2 separate regions of the Homo sapiens genome follow, and region 1 is linked to region 2. Evidence: read pairs that join two places in POLR2A ChIA-PET (ENCODE). Cell type or tissue: K562. All regions are shown on one strand. Links, peaks and the distances in the headings refer to the core of each region. The heading gives the core; the rest is flanking DNA. Region 1 has its middle 14 kb from the start of SDE2. Region 2 has its middle 7.6 kb from the start of PYCR2.

The links. ChIA-PET counts read pairs that join two places held together with the same protein. Peaks named below come from ENCODE experiments on the same cell type or tissue, not always from the same donor. Only the 100,000 strongest peaks of a DNase experiment are listed, where the experiment ranks them.
Region 1: POLR2A ChIA-PET joins it to region 2 with 5 read pairs; 5 of 35 experiments call an interaction of 5 or more read pairs at or near these places.

What each region holds. Positions count from the first base shown.
Region 1 is chr1:226,009,280-226,017,611 of GRCh38, forward strand. No RefSeq gene overlaps it. Among named protein-coding and RNA genes, the nearest start is that of SDE2, 14 kb to the left of the region's middle. In K562, for the core only: no CTCF peak of the experiment used is centred there; a DNase peak (open chromatin) is centred at 512.
Region 2 is chr1:225,927,727-225,935,994 of GRCh38, forward strand. No RefSeq gene overlaps it. Among named protein-coding and RNA genes, the nearest start is that of PYCR2, 7.6 kb to the left of the region's middle. RefSeq lists a cis regulatory region at 512-1,164. In K562, for the core only: no CTCF peak of the experiment used is centred there; DNase peaks (open chromatin) are centred at 905, 3,795 and 4,254; H3K4me3 peaks cover 429 bases.

The sequences.
Region 1 (8,332 bases), core at 174-8,173, 81 kb after region 2:
TAACGCCTGTAATCCCAGAAATGTGGGAGGCCGAGGTGGGAGGATCACGTGAGGTCAGGAGTTCGAGACCATCCTGGCCAACATGGTGAAACCCTGTCTCTACTAAAAATACAAAAATTAGCAGGGTGTGATGGCGCCTGCCTGTAATCCCAGCTACTTGGGAGGCTGAGGCAGGAGAATCACTGGAACCCAGGAAGTGGAGGTTGCAGTGAGCCGAGATCGTGTCACTGCACTCCAGCCTGGGCGACAGAGCGAGACTGTCTCAGAAAAGAAAAGAAAGAAAGAAAGAAAAACATACCAGGTAACTTACACAACAGATATTTATTTCTCATAGTTCTAGAGGCTGGGAAGTCCCACGATCTAGGTGCTGGCAGATTCAGTTCTTGGTGAGGGCCCTCTTACGGCTTATAGACAGATGCCTTTTTGCTGGCATGTCCAGATGGGAGAGAGAGAGAGCGAGAGCAAGATGCAGTCTGTTCCTCTTCTGATAAGGGCACTAATCCCATAATGAGCGCTACATCCTAACCTCTCTAACCCTAATTACCTCCCAAAGGCTGCCTCTCCTAGTACCGTCGCACTGGGGGTTAGGGCTTCAATATGTGAATTTGAACCAAGCATGGTGGCTTGAGCCTGTAATCCCAGGAGGCTAAGGCAGGAGGATTGCTTGAGGCCAGGAGTTTGAGGCTGCAGTGAGTTATGATGGTGCCACTGCACTCCAGCCTGGACAATAGAGTGAGACCCCATCTCTTAAAAAAAACTGAGTTTGGCAGAGACACAAACATTCATTCTGTAACAACTCCTATACCATGTGCCCTCTTTTAGAGATTCACAAAATTTATTAACATAGTAAAAGCCCTGAGAAATTTTATTTTGTTTGTTTAATCCAGTATTTTGCAAACTTAATTGACTATGGAACTTCTTTTCAAGTCACACCTAATAGTATGCCCTAAGATTGGTATTCAAAGAAGTCTGAGATTGAAGTAAGGAACTATAAGTTAACTAAAGAGTTTCTACACAAAAAACCAGAGATGCAGATTACAGAGGCACTGCCTTCGATTCCTCAGGATATTATAGAGCTCAGTTCTTTTCTTTTCTTTTTTTTTTTTTTTTTTGAGATGGAGTCTCACTCTGTCACCAGTCTAGGGTACAATGGTGAGATCTCAGCTCACAGCAACCTCTGCCTCCCAGGTTCAAGCGACTCTCCTGCCTCAGCCTCCCAACTAGCTGGGATTACAGGCACCTGCCATCATACCCAGCTAATTTTTGTATTTTTGTAGAGACGGGGTTTCACCATGTTGGCCAGGCTGGTCTTGAACTCCTGACCTCAGGTGATCCGCCCACCTCCGCCTCCCAAAGTGCTGGGATAACAGGCATGAGCCACCATGCCCGGCCAGAGCTCATTTCATTTTAATTCATAAACACCCACACTCTTTTTTCTCCACACACCATCAAAATCCACTTTACTGTATCTTTTTTTCTAGTTGTTAAGACTGACGTGATGAGCTAAGTCTCCCCACCTTCTTCCACTTGGAGGATAAGGTAATTACTGAACACAGCTACCCTGTGTGTCCTCTTTATGCTCACGTGCAGAGCCAATAACCACAAAGGAATTCGCTGTGTAAAGATGAAACTCTGTATCATCACAGCTCACTCTAAAGATTTAGAGACCTGCAGTATGAGTGGCTTGTTCAATTCAATTTAACAACCATTTATTTCTTACCTCCTAAGTGCAGGAAAAGAGGGATGAGAGGGAGGGAACTTGACAGAGAGACACCAGGATAAAAAAGGTAAGGGCCTACTCTCCAGATGTTCTAAAACCATAATAAATAAAAAATCATTCTTGAAATGTCTCAGACCAGTAAATGCTGTAACAGACCCACAGACACACACAAGCTACATCCCAAAGGCACTTAGGTGAGACAGAGAGACAAAGAATTGGGGTTTTGAATGGGTATGCATTGGATAGGCTGATCAGGTTAAAAAATAAAAGCATTGATGACAAACACACAGATGCACTTAATAGAAAGGCACTGAGGAGGAGCACGCGGTTCATTCAAGGAATGGAAAGAAGTTATTGCAAGAGCATACATAGCAGGGGAAAGGGTGAAAGCGTGGAGGATAATGGCTGAAGAGGCAGACTGGGCTTTTAACACCTGGCTGAGACATCTGGACCTCACTCCATAAGGAAGGAGAGACCACAGCAGGTTTTGAACAGAAAGGAGACATGGTCAGATCCATGCTTTAGAAAAATAACCCTAGGAGCCAGGTGTGGTGGCTCACGTCTGTAATCCTAGCACTTGGGGAGGCAGAGGCAGGCAGATTACTTGGTTCACGTCTGTAATCCTAGCACTTTGGGAGGCAAAGGCGGGCAGATTACTTGAGGTCAGGAGTTCAAGACCAGCCTGACCAACATGGTGAAACCCCATCTCTACAAAAATACAAAAATTAGCTGGGCATGTCTTTAATCCCAGCTACTCGGGAGGCCGAGGCAGGAGAATCACTTGAACCTGGGAGGTGGAGGTTGCAGGGAGCCAAGATCACACCATTGCACTCCAGCCTAGGTGAGAAGATTGAAACTCCGTCTCAAAAAAATAAAAAAGAAAAGAAAAAGAACCCTGGATAGAGATTGAAGGCATAAATAACAACAATACTAGTCACCATTTATTGAGTAGCCATCTCTGTTTTACAAGTGTGGAAACAGACTCAGAAAGGTGAAGTGACTTAACCTAGGTCACACAGCCATAAGGTATCAGAACCAAGATTTCAACTCGGGTCTGAGTGATTCCACAGCATAAAGACCAGTCAGGCTTCTGCCAAGGTCCAGAGGGGATGAAGGCCTGCAGACAAGGGCACCGAACGAAGGAAAATGGAGGAGACCCTGAGGAAGCAGAATTGACTAAATGGCTCCCTCTTTACTCATGGGAATCTGGTGTCCTCAAAGACAAAGCACAGGCTGGGCGCGGTGGCTCACGCCTATAATCCCAGCACTTTGGGAGGCCGAGGTGGGTGGATCACGAGGTCAGGAGATCGAGACCATCCTGGCTAACACGGTGAAACCCCATCTCTACTAAAAATACAAAAAAATTAGCCGGGCGTGGTGGCAGGCACCTGTAGTCCCAGCTACCCAGGAGGCTGAGGCAGGAGAATGGCGTGAACCCAGAAGGCGGAGTTTGCAATGAGCCGAGATCGCGCCATTGCACTCCAGCCTGGGCGACAGCCGTCTCAAAAAAAAAAAAAGACAAAGCACAGTCCAGAAGGTAGAAGATCAGGGAGGAGGAAAAAAGAGACATTTGATCAATCTCCTTGAGTGTCCTCTTCCTGCCAGAAACCTTCATGATCACTCACTACTGAGTGCCGAGTCGGAAGGCTTGGGTGGGAATATTTCCAGTGTGTCTTCATCTTCAATGTACTCCTAGCCAGGTTCTTTTTCTTTGCCTTTCCCTTTCTATAGCTGGGTTCCATGTACAGCCCGTCAATGTCTATGTCATGAATTTATAATGATATTCTGTATTATCTGCATAAATCTGGAAAATGCCTATGTGATTGTATCACAGATCCCACCGAAATAGAAAAGTCCAATGAGAAGGGCTGGATGCTGTTAGGATATTGGTGGAACACAGATGCAGATGAAGATATTAGGCCTGCGCCTGCCATTCTGAGTTACGTTCCTTTGCGTGATTCTTGCAATTTTGGATATATATCTTGTTTGTGCATCAAAATTATTGTTTGCTGTCGATGAGGCAAGAGGGACTATGCTATAATTCTGACACTGTCTAGGATTTATTTTAGAGTAAGAGTGGCTTCTTACAGATATCATTACCTTTTCTTTGAAAGTTCAATATCCACAAGATGTAAGACATAAAGATGGGATTTCTCCATCAAATATTCCAGTTCTACTGGCTTCTTTTTCACAATCTGGATACATATTTATGTTTCACATGTCTTAAACTTAAAAACCAGCCTTGGCTGGGCATGGTAGCTCGTGCCTATAATCCTACCACTTTGGGAGGCTGAGGCTGGAAGATCACTTGAGGCCAGGAGTTCTAAATCAGCCTGGGCATAGAGCAAGTCCGCATGTCTACAAAAAATTACAAAATTAGCCAGGCATCGTGGCATGCATCTGTGGTCCCAGCTACTTGGGAGGCTAAGGTGGGAGGATTCCTTGAGCCCCAGAGTTTGAGGCTACAGTGAGTTATGATCACACCACTGTATTCCAACTCTGATGACAGAGCAAGACCCTGTCCTAACCCCCCAAAAAAACACCCTCTTCCACCGTGTGCCCTTTGTCTCTTCCACTGTCAATCCGCCCCTCCCAGCCAGGTTCTGCAGAGGTTTCTCTGGGCTTGCCCTGCCCCTTTCCTTGCCCTGGCTCTGCAGCATGCCATGGTGGGCCTCTTAGCTCTCTGGCTCTGCCATCTGGATGTCCCATATGTATCTCAAGATTAATTATCTTCCCCGTAAACTTGCTTTAGCTTTTGTATTCTGTAATTCAGTGAGTGGTACCACCATCTATCCACCTGGGCATCTAAAACAGAGTCATCCTAGATCCCATGCTTTGTCATCTCCCAAATCTAGTCAACATCCAATTGCTTCACTTCTCTCTCAGTGCCCTTCCTCTCCCAATGCTAACTCTGTGTTTCAGCCACCATGGGCTCCGGTCTGGGTGAACTTCCTACCACCATCCTCAAACCCTTCCGCCCGCACTGCACACTGCAGCCATAGTGATCTCCCTGAAACCAAATATAATTATGTCACTCCTGGTTGGGCACGGTGGCTCACGCCTGTAATCCCAACACTTTGGGAAGCTGAGGTGGATGGATTACCTGAGGTCAGGAGTTCGAGACCAGCCTGGCCAACATGGTGAAAGCCTGTCTCTACTAAAAGTACAAAATTAGCTGGGCATGATGGCACATGCCAGTAATCCCAGCTACTTGGGAGGCTGAGGCAGGAGGATTGTTTGAACCTGGGAGGTGGAGGTTGCAGTGAGCCGAGATTGCACCACTGCACCCCTGCCTGGGCAACAAGAGCGAAACTGTCTCAATAATAATAATAATGCCACTCCTGTGTTTGAAACTCTTCAGTGGCACCTCTAGCTTCTGAAGAAAGTTCAAACACCCAAACTGGCCTCTGCCTCATGCTGTGCCTTGGTTCTCAAGCAGTCTCCCCACTGGGACCCTGTGCTTCAGCCATGCTGACTACCTGTGCTTCTCTGTGTTCAGCTGCTTATTCACACCTTCATGTCCTTGCTCAAATTGGACCTTTCAAGCTTCTCCTATCCCTGCCTTTCCCCAACCTTCCCCACTCTCCCTGCTATCACCGCCCATTCCTTCCTGTGTGCTCTGCTGGGAGCTTACAGAACTCTAACATAGTGCCAAGCACACTGGCCCTAGCATCTCCTTGTCTTCCTTTAGAACAGAGACTGGATCTTATGTTTCCTTTTTTTTTCTTTTCTTTTCTTTTTCTGAGACAGTTTCGCTCTTGTCTCCCAGGCTGGAGTGCAATGGCACAATGTCAGTTCACTGCACCCTCTGCCTCCTAGATTCAAGTGATTCTCCTGCCTCAGCCTCCCCAGTAGCTAGGATTACAGGCACGCGCCACCATGCCTGGATAATTTTTGTATTTTTAGTAGAGACGGGGGTTTCACCATGTTGGCCAGGCTGGTCTCGAACTCCTGACCTCAATGATCCACCCACTTCAGCCTCCCAGAGTGCTGGGAGTAATCACGGTGGCTGAGCCACCGTGCCTGGCTGCATCTCATATTTCTATTTCTAGCTTCTAGCACAGTGTCTAAGAGAGAGTTAATGCTCAAATAAATATTTGAGGAAGGAATATTAATTAATTTCCATTAGCTTCTTTATTGTTGGTAACTTCAAATTTTTATCTTTGGGTGAGGATAATATCCCACTTATGTTTTAATTCAGCATATTTTGACCTTTCTCTCCCATTATGGTTTCCAGCTAGTAAAGGCTCTGATGTTTCTATTCTAAGTGGGGTGAAAGAGGAAGCAGGAAGCAAGAAGGGAACACTTGGTTAAGATGAACCAGGTCAAGGGAAGAGGGTGATTTGGCACCAATAATGTTACTGCAGTTTGGGGGAAAGAATGATTCCCTTTAAGACTATGAAACCCAGACAACATGGTGAAAACCCATCTCTGCAAAAGATACAAAAATTCGCCGAGGCCGGGCACAGTGGCTCACGCCTGTAATCCCAGCACTTTGGGAGGCTGAGGCGGGCAGATCACGAGGTCAGGAGTTTGAGACCAGCCTGGCCAACATGATAAAACCCCATCTCTACTAAAGATACAAAAAATTGGCCAGGCATGGTGGCTTGGCCTGTAATCCCAACTACTTGGGAGGCTGAGGCAGGAGAATCTCTTGAATCCAGGAGGCAGAGGTTGCAGTGAGCTGATATCATGCCATTGCACTCCAGCCTGAGAGACAGGGCGAGACTCCGTCTCAAAAAAAAAAAATTAGCTGAGTGTGATGGTGCATACCTGTAGTCCCAGCTACTCGGGAGGCTAAGGTGGGAGGATCACCTGAGCCTGGGAGATCAGGAGATTGAGGTTGCAGTGAGCCAAGATCATGCCATTGCACTCCAGCACGGGCAACAGAATGAGACTCTGTCTCAAAAAAAAAAAAAAAAAGACTATGGAGTCAACTGCAATTGTATTTATTTATTATTATTATTTTTTGAGATGGTGTCTTGCTCTGTTGCCCGGGCTGGAGTACAGTGGCACAGTCTTGCCTCACTGCAGCCTCTGCCTCCCAGGTTCAAGTGACTCTCCTGACTTGGCCTCCCAAAGTGCTGGGATTACAGACATGTGCCACCACGCCCAGCCTGCAATTGTATTTATATTCAAATCTAATCTCAAATTATAAAAAGTTTATTACTGGGGAGTGGTTAAGAGTAGCAGAATAATCTTTATTCTTGGAAATTTTTTTGCAGAAAAATCTATGTGTGAAAAATGTTCTTACATTTAATATAGTCAAATTTATCAGTCTTTCCTTTTCAGTTAAATACTGTTTAGGTATTATTTAAGAAGTCTTTTCCAACTTCAAAGTCTGAAAGATTCACCTATATGTTCTTTCTTTTCTTTTCTTTTCTTTTTTTTTTTTTTTTGGAGATGGAGTTCCACCCTTGTTGCCCAGGCTGGAGTGCAATGGCACAATCTTGTCTCACTGCAACCTCTGCCTCCCAGGTTCAAGTGATTCTCCTGCCTCAGCCTCCCAAAGTGCTGGGATTACAGGCATGAGCCACAATACCTGGCCCTCCCACTGGTTTTATATGCCACCTCTGGCATATGCCAAAGTTCCACACCATTCCATTCTATTCCATTGGTCAGTTTGTCTCTCCCCAGGCCAGTACTGCATTGCTTTAATTATTATATTTCATAATGGGTTTTGTTATCAATAGGTTAAGTTGCTCCTTACTGATCTTTTTCCAGACAGGAACATCTTGTCTCCTGTTTACAGTAACAAAAACCCCAAAACAATCCAAATGCCCATCAAGAGGAGAGAAGATGAGTAAGTTGTGTTTTATTCCTACAATGGAATGTGATTCAGCAGTTAAAACAAATGAACTATTCTTTCAGTGGGCTCTGAAAAAAATAAACAAACAAAAAACAAATGAACTACAGCTACAGATAACAATATGGTTGAATCTTAGCAATATAATATTAAGTGAGGCGATGGCCCTTTCCTCAAGAACTCCCAGTTGAATTTGTGTCCAGCAGAGAGATAAATAGGAAAAAGTCACCCACACGTAACAAACACGCATTTCTGTGAAAAGTCTTCATACTATGGCTTTCTCTGAAAGGGCTCAGAGCCCTGTGGGTGCCCCTGCCTTGCCATTAATTCTGATAACAGCCCATGGAAGGTTATTGAGGATGTTTGTCCTTGCTTTGTGAGGCCCTGGCCCTCAGCTCTCTGACCATATGTGGACCAGGTGTTTCCCGAGTTGGGGAGCTCCCCAGCAGGACCAGGCAGGACTCGAGTGCGCGAGCTGATTTCCTCCCTGTCAGGTGGTGGCCAAGCCGTCAAATCCCTTACCTCAGCTTGCCAGCCTGCTTCTGAATTGTATGGGAAGCACCTTGCCTGGTGACCTCCAGGGCTCAGAGGCCTGGTACTGGCAGGAGCACCTTTCTCTGAGCAGAATCTTGGCTCCATCGTGAGATCAAAGACAGGTAGAGAGAGAATGTTCAACTATAACATCGTCAACCCGCTTTTGATGGAGGGGGCAAAATGAGGTCATTTCTGTTTTTCACATGCAAAAAGCAGGTTGCAAAGACAGGACAAAAATGGCTACTTACACACATATTTAATATTAAGCACAC
Region 2 (8,268 bases), core at 269-8,268:
ACCACAAACTGTTCTTTTTTGTGGTAGTTTTGATCTATTATTTTTTCATCTCCAAAGTTTAAAGTTTATATATACAAAATCTATTATATTTTATTTTTTAAAAATATAAGATGGAAATAAAAAAGAGCAAAAGAGAAAAGAAAACAACAAAAAATAAAAACAAAGTAAGAAAACAAAAAAAACCCAAATATATGTATATATAAAATATATATATAAAATAGAGACGGGGTCTCACTATGTTAGTCTAGGTTGATCTTGAACTCTTGACCTCAAGCAATCCTCCCTCCTTGGCCTCCCAGTGTTAGGATTACAGGCATGAGCCACCGCACCCAGCCTGTTACCTATTTTAAATATAGGTAAGACCATTTTATTCTCTTTTAATGACCTTGCTGACTCTAACGTCCCATTTCCTTGGTGCTGTGGCCACTGCCTTGGTTTCTAAGGCAGTCACATCTGATGCCTGTGGAGTTCCTCTGAACTGAAGTTGAGGAGAGGAGAGGGGAAGCCCTTCGTTCCCATCCAGCCACCCTAAAGGACACCCCAGCCTTGCACTGCCATCCTGCCATGGGACATGCTCAGTCCCTGCTGGCACTTGTCTCCTTGGGCACCCACTATCCTTTTGCTGTCTCGGAGCAGACACGTCCACAAAGCTGCCAGGACTGCCCACCTTCACCCCTCTACTCCCATCCTCTCATCCACCAGTCAGGTTCTGCTGTTTGTACCCTTCCTCCCTCTTCACTCCCCTCTGTCCTGCCTGATGGCCCTCTCCAGCTGTCTCAGACAAAATGGATACTGCTTCACTTCTGTCTACTTCTGCTTCTTCACTATCAGGGCCTCAGGGCCTCCCTCTAAACAGCAGGCCAGTCTCTCCTATCTCTAAACAGCAGGCCAGTCTCTCCTAAGAACTGAGATGACCTAGGAAATGAGAGAGAAGCCTGTGCTGCTCCCAGATAAACAGATGGCAAGTGCCTTGGCCCTCAATCCTCCCTGTCCTAGGAGCCTCTCCAAAGAGGCGCATTTTTGAGTGCATTTTTGCATTCTTTTTGTTATTGCATAAATAATCCATGTTTATTTTAGAAAAATTAGAAATGAGATCAAATGGAAGGCTGGGTGCAGTGGCTCATTCCTGTAATCCCAGCACTTTGGGAGAACAAGGCAGGCGATCATTTGAAAACAGGAGTTCCAAACCAGCCTAGCCAACGTGGCAAAACCCTGTCTACTAAAAATACAAAAATTAGCCGGGCATCATGGCCTGCGCTTGTACTCCCAGCTACTCTGGTGGCGGATGCACAAGAATCGCTTGAACCCAGGAAGCGGTGGTTACAGTGAGCTGAGATCGTGCCACTGCACTTCAGCCTGGGCGACAGAGTGACACTCTGCCTCGAAAAAACAAAAAAGAAAGAGAACAAATGGAAAAACATTGTTTTCAATTCCACCACACAAAGATTTAGAACAAATGTGACCCTTTTGGAGAATAACTCTCTTCACTTCTTTTTCCCATGCAATAAGCACATTAAAACTTGATTTTGGCCGGGCGCAGTGGCTCATGCCTGTAATTCCAACACTTTGGAAGGCTGAGACAGGAGGATCACTTGAGCTCAGGAGTTTGAGACCATCCTGGGCAACATGGCAAAACCCTGTCTCTACCAAAAAATAAAAAAATAAAAATAAATAAATAATAAAAATAAAAAATTAGCCGAGTGTGGTGGTTCGTGCCTGTAGGCCCAACTACTCAGGAAGCTGAGGTGGCAGGATCACTTGAGCCTGGGAGGTGGAGGTTACAGTGAGCTAAGATCCTGCTACTGCACTCCAGCCTGAGCAAAAGGGTGAGACCCTGTCTCAAAAAAAAAAAGAAAAAGAAAAGAAAGAAAAAAAAGCAAACTATCGCAAGAACAAAAAACCAAACACCGCATGTTCTCACTCATAGGTGGCAATTGAACAATGAGAACACTTGGACACAGGAAGGGGAACATCACACACCAGGGCTTGTTGTGGGGTAGGGGGAGGGGGGAGGGATAGCATTAGGAGATATACCTAATGTAAATGATGACTTAATGGGTGCAGCACACCAACATGGCACATGTATACATATGTAACAAACCTGTACGTTGTGCACAAGTACCCTAGAACTTAAAGTATAATTAAAAAAAAAAGAAAGATAAGAAAAACTTTTTTTTTTTTTTGAGACGGAGTCTAGCTTTGTCACCCAGGCTGGAGTACAGTGGTGCAATCTCAGCACACTGCAACCTCTGCCTCCCAGGTTCAAGTAATTCTCCTGCCCCAGCCTCCTGAGGAGCTGGGACTACAGGTGTGCACCACCACACCCAGCTAATTTTTGTATTTTTAGTAGAGACGGGGTTTCACCGTGTTGGCCAAGCTGGTCTCGAACCCCTGACCTCAGGTGATCCACCCACCTTGGCCTCCCAAAGTGCTGGGATTACAAGCGTGAGCCACCATACCTGGCCAAAACCTTGATTTTTTTTTTTTTTTTTTTTTTGAGACAGAGTCTCGCTCTGTCGCCCCAGGCTGGAGTGCAGTGGCGGGATCTCAGCTCACTGCAAGCTCCGCCTCCCGGGTTCACACCATCCTCCTGCCTCAGCCTCCCGAGTAGCTGGGACTACAGGTGCCCACCACCACGCCTGGCTAATTTTTTTTGTTGTTTTGTTTTTTTTTTTTTTTAGTAGAGACAGAGTTTCACCATGTTAGCCAGGATGGTCTCCATCTCCTGACCTCGTGATCCACCCACCTCGGCCTCCCAAAGTGCTGGGATTACAGGCGTGAGCCATCGTGCCCAGCCAAAACCTTGGTTTTTAAAATAAGTATTTACTCATGCTGCATGGAAACAGGTGATATGCAAAAACCAAAATAATTTTGTTTTAGGATGGTGGGATTATGGGTGGTTTGCAATACATTAAAAATTATCTTTAATGTTATTTATTTATTTATTTATTTATTTATTTTTTGAGACAAGTTCTTGCTGTGTCACCCAGGCTAAAGTGTAGTGGCATCATCACAGCTCACTGCAGCCTCAACTTCCCAGGCTCAAACACTCCTCCCACTTCTGCCTGCCAAGTAGCTGGAACTACAACCACTACTCCTGGCTAATTTTTTGTATTTTTTAAAGTATAGATGATGGGGATGGTCTCACTATGTTGTACAGTTTGGTTTTGAACTCGCAGGCTCAAGCAATCTGCCTGCCTTGGCCTCCCAAAGCGCTGGCATTACAGGCTTGAGCCACTGCACCTGGCCCTTTATTTCATCTTTTAAGTGAAAAAAAATTGTAATTACATCCTACTTCTAATGGGATTTGGCTTACTGTCTGTATTAATTTTCTATTGCTGCTGTATTAATTCATCACAAATTTAGCTGCTTAAAATGAAACAACTTTATCTCACATTTTGTAGATTTAAAGTCTGAGTTTGAGGCCATGCTGGGCAATGTAGGGAGACCCCTGTCTTTACAAAAATTGTAAAAATTAGCCAGTATGGTGGTATGAGCCTGTAGTCCCAGCTACTTGGGGAGAGGGAGGTGGGAGGATCACTTGAGCCTGGGAGATAGAGGCTGCAGTGAGCTATGATCGTGCTTTACTCCAGTCTGGGTGGCAGTGAGACCCTGTCTTTAAAACAAAACAAAACAAAACAAAACAAAACAAGACAAAAAAACAGTCTGAGTAGCCTCAGCTGGTTTCTCTGCTCCAGGTCTCATAAAGACAAATCCCCATGTCAGCTGATAATCTGGGCTCTTATCTGGAGGCTCTGGGGGAGGATCCACCTTCAGACTCATTCAAGTGTTGGCAGAATTCGACTTCCATGTGGGTGTAGATCTGAGGTCCCCTTTCCTTGCTGGCTATCAGCTGGGAGTCAGCCCACCTTTTAGAGGCCACTCACATTCTCTAGCTCATGGCTTCCCTCATCTTCAGACCAGCAATGGCAGGGCAAGTCCTTCTCATGCTTCAGATCTCTTTGACCTCTCCCTTCTACCTCATCTCTCCTGCCTCCAGCCAGAGAAAGTTCTCTGCTTTGAAGGGCTCATGTGATTAGATTGGGCACACTCAGATAATCCACGATAATCTCCCTATTTTAAGGTTTGTAACCTTAATTACATCTGCAGAGTCCTTTTTGCTATGTAACATAACAGTCACAGGTTGCAAGGATTAGGGCCCAGGTGTCTTTGGGGAGAGCGTTCTGTCTACCACACTGTCTCCCTATCCTAATGAGCACGCCTTACATTTTGAAATGAAGCCAATCTCCTACATTTTTTTTTTTTTTTTAGCTCACACTCAGCCTGGTGTGAGCAGGCCCATCTTTGTCACTGATTGCATGTGACTGCCTGGGAATCCACAGATCTTTTAGAGCCACAGATACATCACTGTGTAACTGGTAGAGTTCTTCAGGTGGATATTGATATCCTTCTGGTACACAAAGCAACCATATGCCCTGGTATTTACAATACCCCAACTGGAAAATCTTGGCCCTCTTTAGACATTTTTTAGCTCTATTTTTCTTCTGTTATGATTTTAATTTTTTTTTTGAGACAGAGTCTGGCTCTGTCACCCAGGCTGGAGTGCAGTGGCACAATCTCGGCTCACTGCAACCTCCACCTCCCAGGTTCAAGTGATTCTCTACCTCAGCCTCCTGAGTAGCTAGGATCACAGGTGTGCACCACCATGCCCAGCTAATTTTTGTATTTTTAGTAGAGATGGGGTTTCACCATGTTGGCCAGGCTGGTCTAGAACTCCTTGGCCTAGAGCGATCTACCCGCCTCAGCCTCCCAAAGTGCTGGGATTACAGGCATGAGCCACCACACCCAGCCTATTTTTCTCTTATTATTTAGTTAGTATTAATTAGCTTTGCAGGTAAGAAATAGAGAGTCCTTTATCCCGAAGTACAGCCATGCCTCACTTAACAATGGGGATATTGGCCTGGTGCGGTGGTTCATGCCTGTAATCCCAGCATTTTGGGAGGCCAAAGTAGATGGATCATGAGGTCGGGAGTTGGAGACCAGCCTGGCCAAGATGGTGAAACCCTGCCTCTACTAAAAAATACAAAAATTAGCTGAGCGCGGTGGCGGGTACCTGTAATCCCAGCTACTTGGGAGGCTGAGGCAGGAGAATCGATTGAGTCTGGGAGGCGGAGTCTGCAGTGAGCTGAGATCACACCACTGCACTCTAGCCTGGGTGACAGAGCAAGACTCCAACTCAAAAAAAAAAAAAAAAAAAAACGATGGGGATGTGTTCTAAGAAATGCATTGTTAGGCGATTTCATTGCTGTGGAAACATCATGGAGCGCACTCACATAAACCTACACGGTGGAGTTTACTACACACCTAGACTATGTGGTGTAGCCTATTGCTCCTAGGCTACAAACCTGTGCAGCATATTACTGTACTGAATACTGTAGGCAATCGTAACACAATGGTAAGTATTTGTGTATCTAAACATACCTAAACATAGAGAAGATATAGTAGAAATATAGTGTAAAATATTTTAAAATGGCACAACATCTATAGGGCACTTGCCATGAATGGAGCTTGGAGGAGTGGAGGTTGCTTTGGGTGAGTCAGTGAGTGAGTAATGAGTGAATGTGAAGGCTTAGGACATTACTGTACACTACTGTAGACTTTATCAACACTGTATACTTAGCCTACACTAAATTTGTAAAAATAAATTTTTCTTTCTTTAATAATTGACCTTAGCTTACTGTAACTTTTTTATAAACGTTAAATTAAAAAGAAACTTTTTGACTCTTTTTTTTTTTTGGAAACGGAGTCTCACTCTGTCACCAGGCTGGAGTGCAATGGTGCGATCTCAGCTCACTGCAACCTCTGCCTCCCAGGTTCAAGTGATTCTCCTGCCTCAGCCTCCCGAGTAGCTGGGATTACAGGCATGCACCACCATGCCCGGCTAATTTTATATTTTTAGTAGAGAAAGGGTTTCACCATGTTGGTCAGGCTGGTCTTGAACTCGCGACCTCAGGTGATCCGCCCACCTCAGCCTCCCAAAGTGCTGGGATTACAGGCATGAGCCACCACACCTGGCCAACTCTTTTGTAATAACAATTAAAACAGAAACATATTGTACAGATTTATACAATATTTTTCTTTTTATCCTTATTCTTTTATTTTTTTGGAGGGGAACAGAGTCCTGCTCTGTTGCCCAGGCTGGAGTCCAGTGGTGTGATCTCGGCTCACTGCAACTTCTGCCTCTCGGATCCAAGTGATTCTCCTGTCTCAGCTTCCCGAGTAGCTGGGACTATAGGCATGCGCCACCATGCCCAGGTAATTTTTTTGTATTTTAGTAGAGTTGGGGTTTCACCATGTTGCCCTGGCTGGTCTCAAACTCCTGAGTTCAGCCAATTTGCCACCTCGGCCTCCCAAAGTGCTAGGATTACAGGCATGAGCCACCGCGCCTGGCCTCTTTTTATCCTTATTCTATAAACTTTTTCTATTAAAAAGTTTATTTTTTTTCTAATTTTTAAGTTTTTTGTTAAAAAATAAAACACAAACACACACAGTAGCCTAGGCCTACACAGGGTCAGGATCAGCAATATCACTGTCTTCCACCTCCACATCTTGTCCCAGTAGAAGGTCTTCAGGGGCAATAACATATACGGAGCTGTCATCTCTTATGATAACAATGCCTTCTTCTGGATTCCTCCTGAAGGAACCGCCTGAGCCTGTTTTACAGTTAACTTTTTTTTTTTAATAAGTAGAACGAGTACTCTAAAATAATAAAAAGTATAGTAAATACATAACAGTAACAGTCACTTATCAAGTATTATATACTATATATAATTACATGTGCTGTGCTTTATTTTATTTATTTTTTGAGATGGAGTCTCACTCTGTTACCCAGACTGGAGTGCAGTGGTGTGATATCAGCTCACTGCAACCTCCGTCTCCAGGGTTCAAGTGATTCTTCTCCTGTCTCATCCTCCTGAGTAACTGGGACTACAGGCACCCGCCACCACGCCTGACTAGTTTCTGTTTTTTTAGTAGAGAAGGGGTTTTACTATATTGGTCAGGCTGGCCTCGAACTCCTGACTCCAGGTGATCCACCCTCCTCAGCCTCCCACAGTGCTAGGATTACAGGCGTGAGCCACCATGCCCGGCCTAGCATGTGCTATGTTTTTATACAACTGACAGCACAGTAAGTGTGTTTATATCAGCATCACCACAAACACATGAGTAATGGGTTGTGCTAGGACATTATAATGACTATGATGTCACTAGACCATAGGGATTTTTCAGCTCCATTGTAATCTTATGGGACCACCATTGTGTATGTGGTCTGTCATTGACCGAACTATCATTTTGCGGTATATGACTGTATAACTTTCTCCATAGACAAGCATAAGGAAACCCAGCTCAATGGGAAAGCTAAATGGAGGGGAATTGCATAAGACAGCTCCCAAATGACATTTTAACCTGATGCCTGTGTCATCAGCAGAGCAGCTTATTGGGGACTGGCATAGGAAGAAGTTTATAACCCATTCTGTGGGATAGAGATTCAACATGCTCGCATTACCTCAGGCTGTTTCTTCATCTAAAAAATAGGATTAATAATACCCACCTTATGGGATAGCTGCAAGAATTAAGTGACATGTGACAATGCCTAGTCCAGTTCCCTGGTTCATAGTGAATGATAAGAAATGTTAGCTCGCTTACCACACTATTGTCAACCCCCATTGCCCATCACCACTATTGTAGGGGTTACAGTGCTTTCTAAAGAGGAGGTAGGCCGGGCACCGTGGCTCACGCCTGTAATCCCAGCACTTTGGGAAACTGAGGCGGGCGGATCACTTGAGGTCAGGAGTTCAAGACCAGCCTGGCCAAATAGCAAAACCCCGTCTCTACTAAAAGATGCAAAAATTAGGCTGGGCACAGTGGCTTATGCCTGTAATCCCAGCATTTTGGGAGGCCAAGGCGGTCGGATCACCTGAAATCAGGAGTTCGAAACCAGCCGGGCCAACATGGTGAAACCCAGTCTCTACTAAAAAAATACCAAGGGCCGGGCACGGTGGCTCACACCTGTAATCCCAGCACTTTGGGAGGCCGAGGCAGGTGAATCACGAGATCAGGAGTTCGAGACCAGCCTGGCCAACATGGGGAAACCCCATCTCTACTAAAAATACAAAAAATTAGCCGGGCGTGGTGGTGGGCGCCTGTAATCCCAGCTACTTGGGAGGCTGAGGCAGGAGAATCGCTTGAACCTGGGAGGCAGAGGTTGCAGTGAGCTGAGATCACGCCACTGCACTTCCGCCCAGGTGA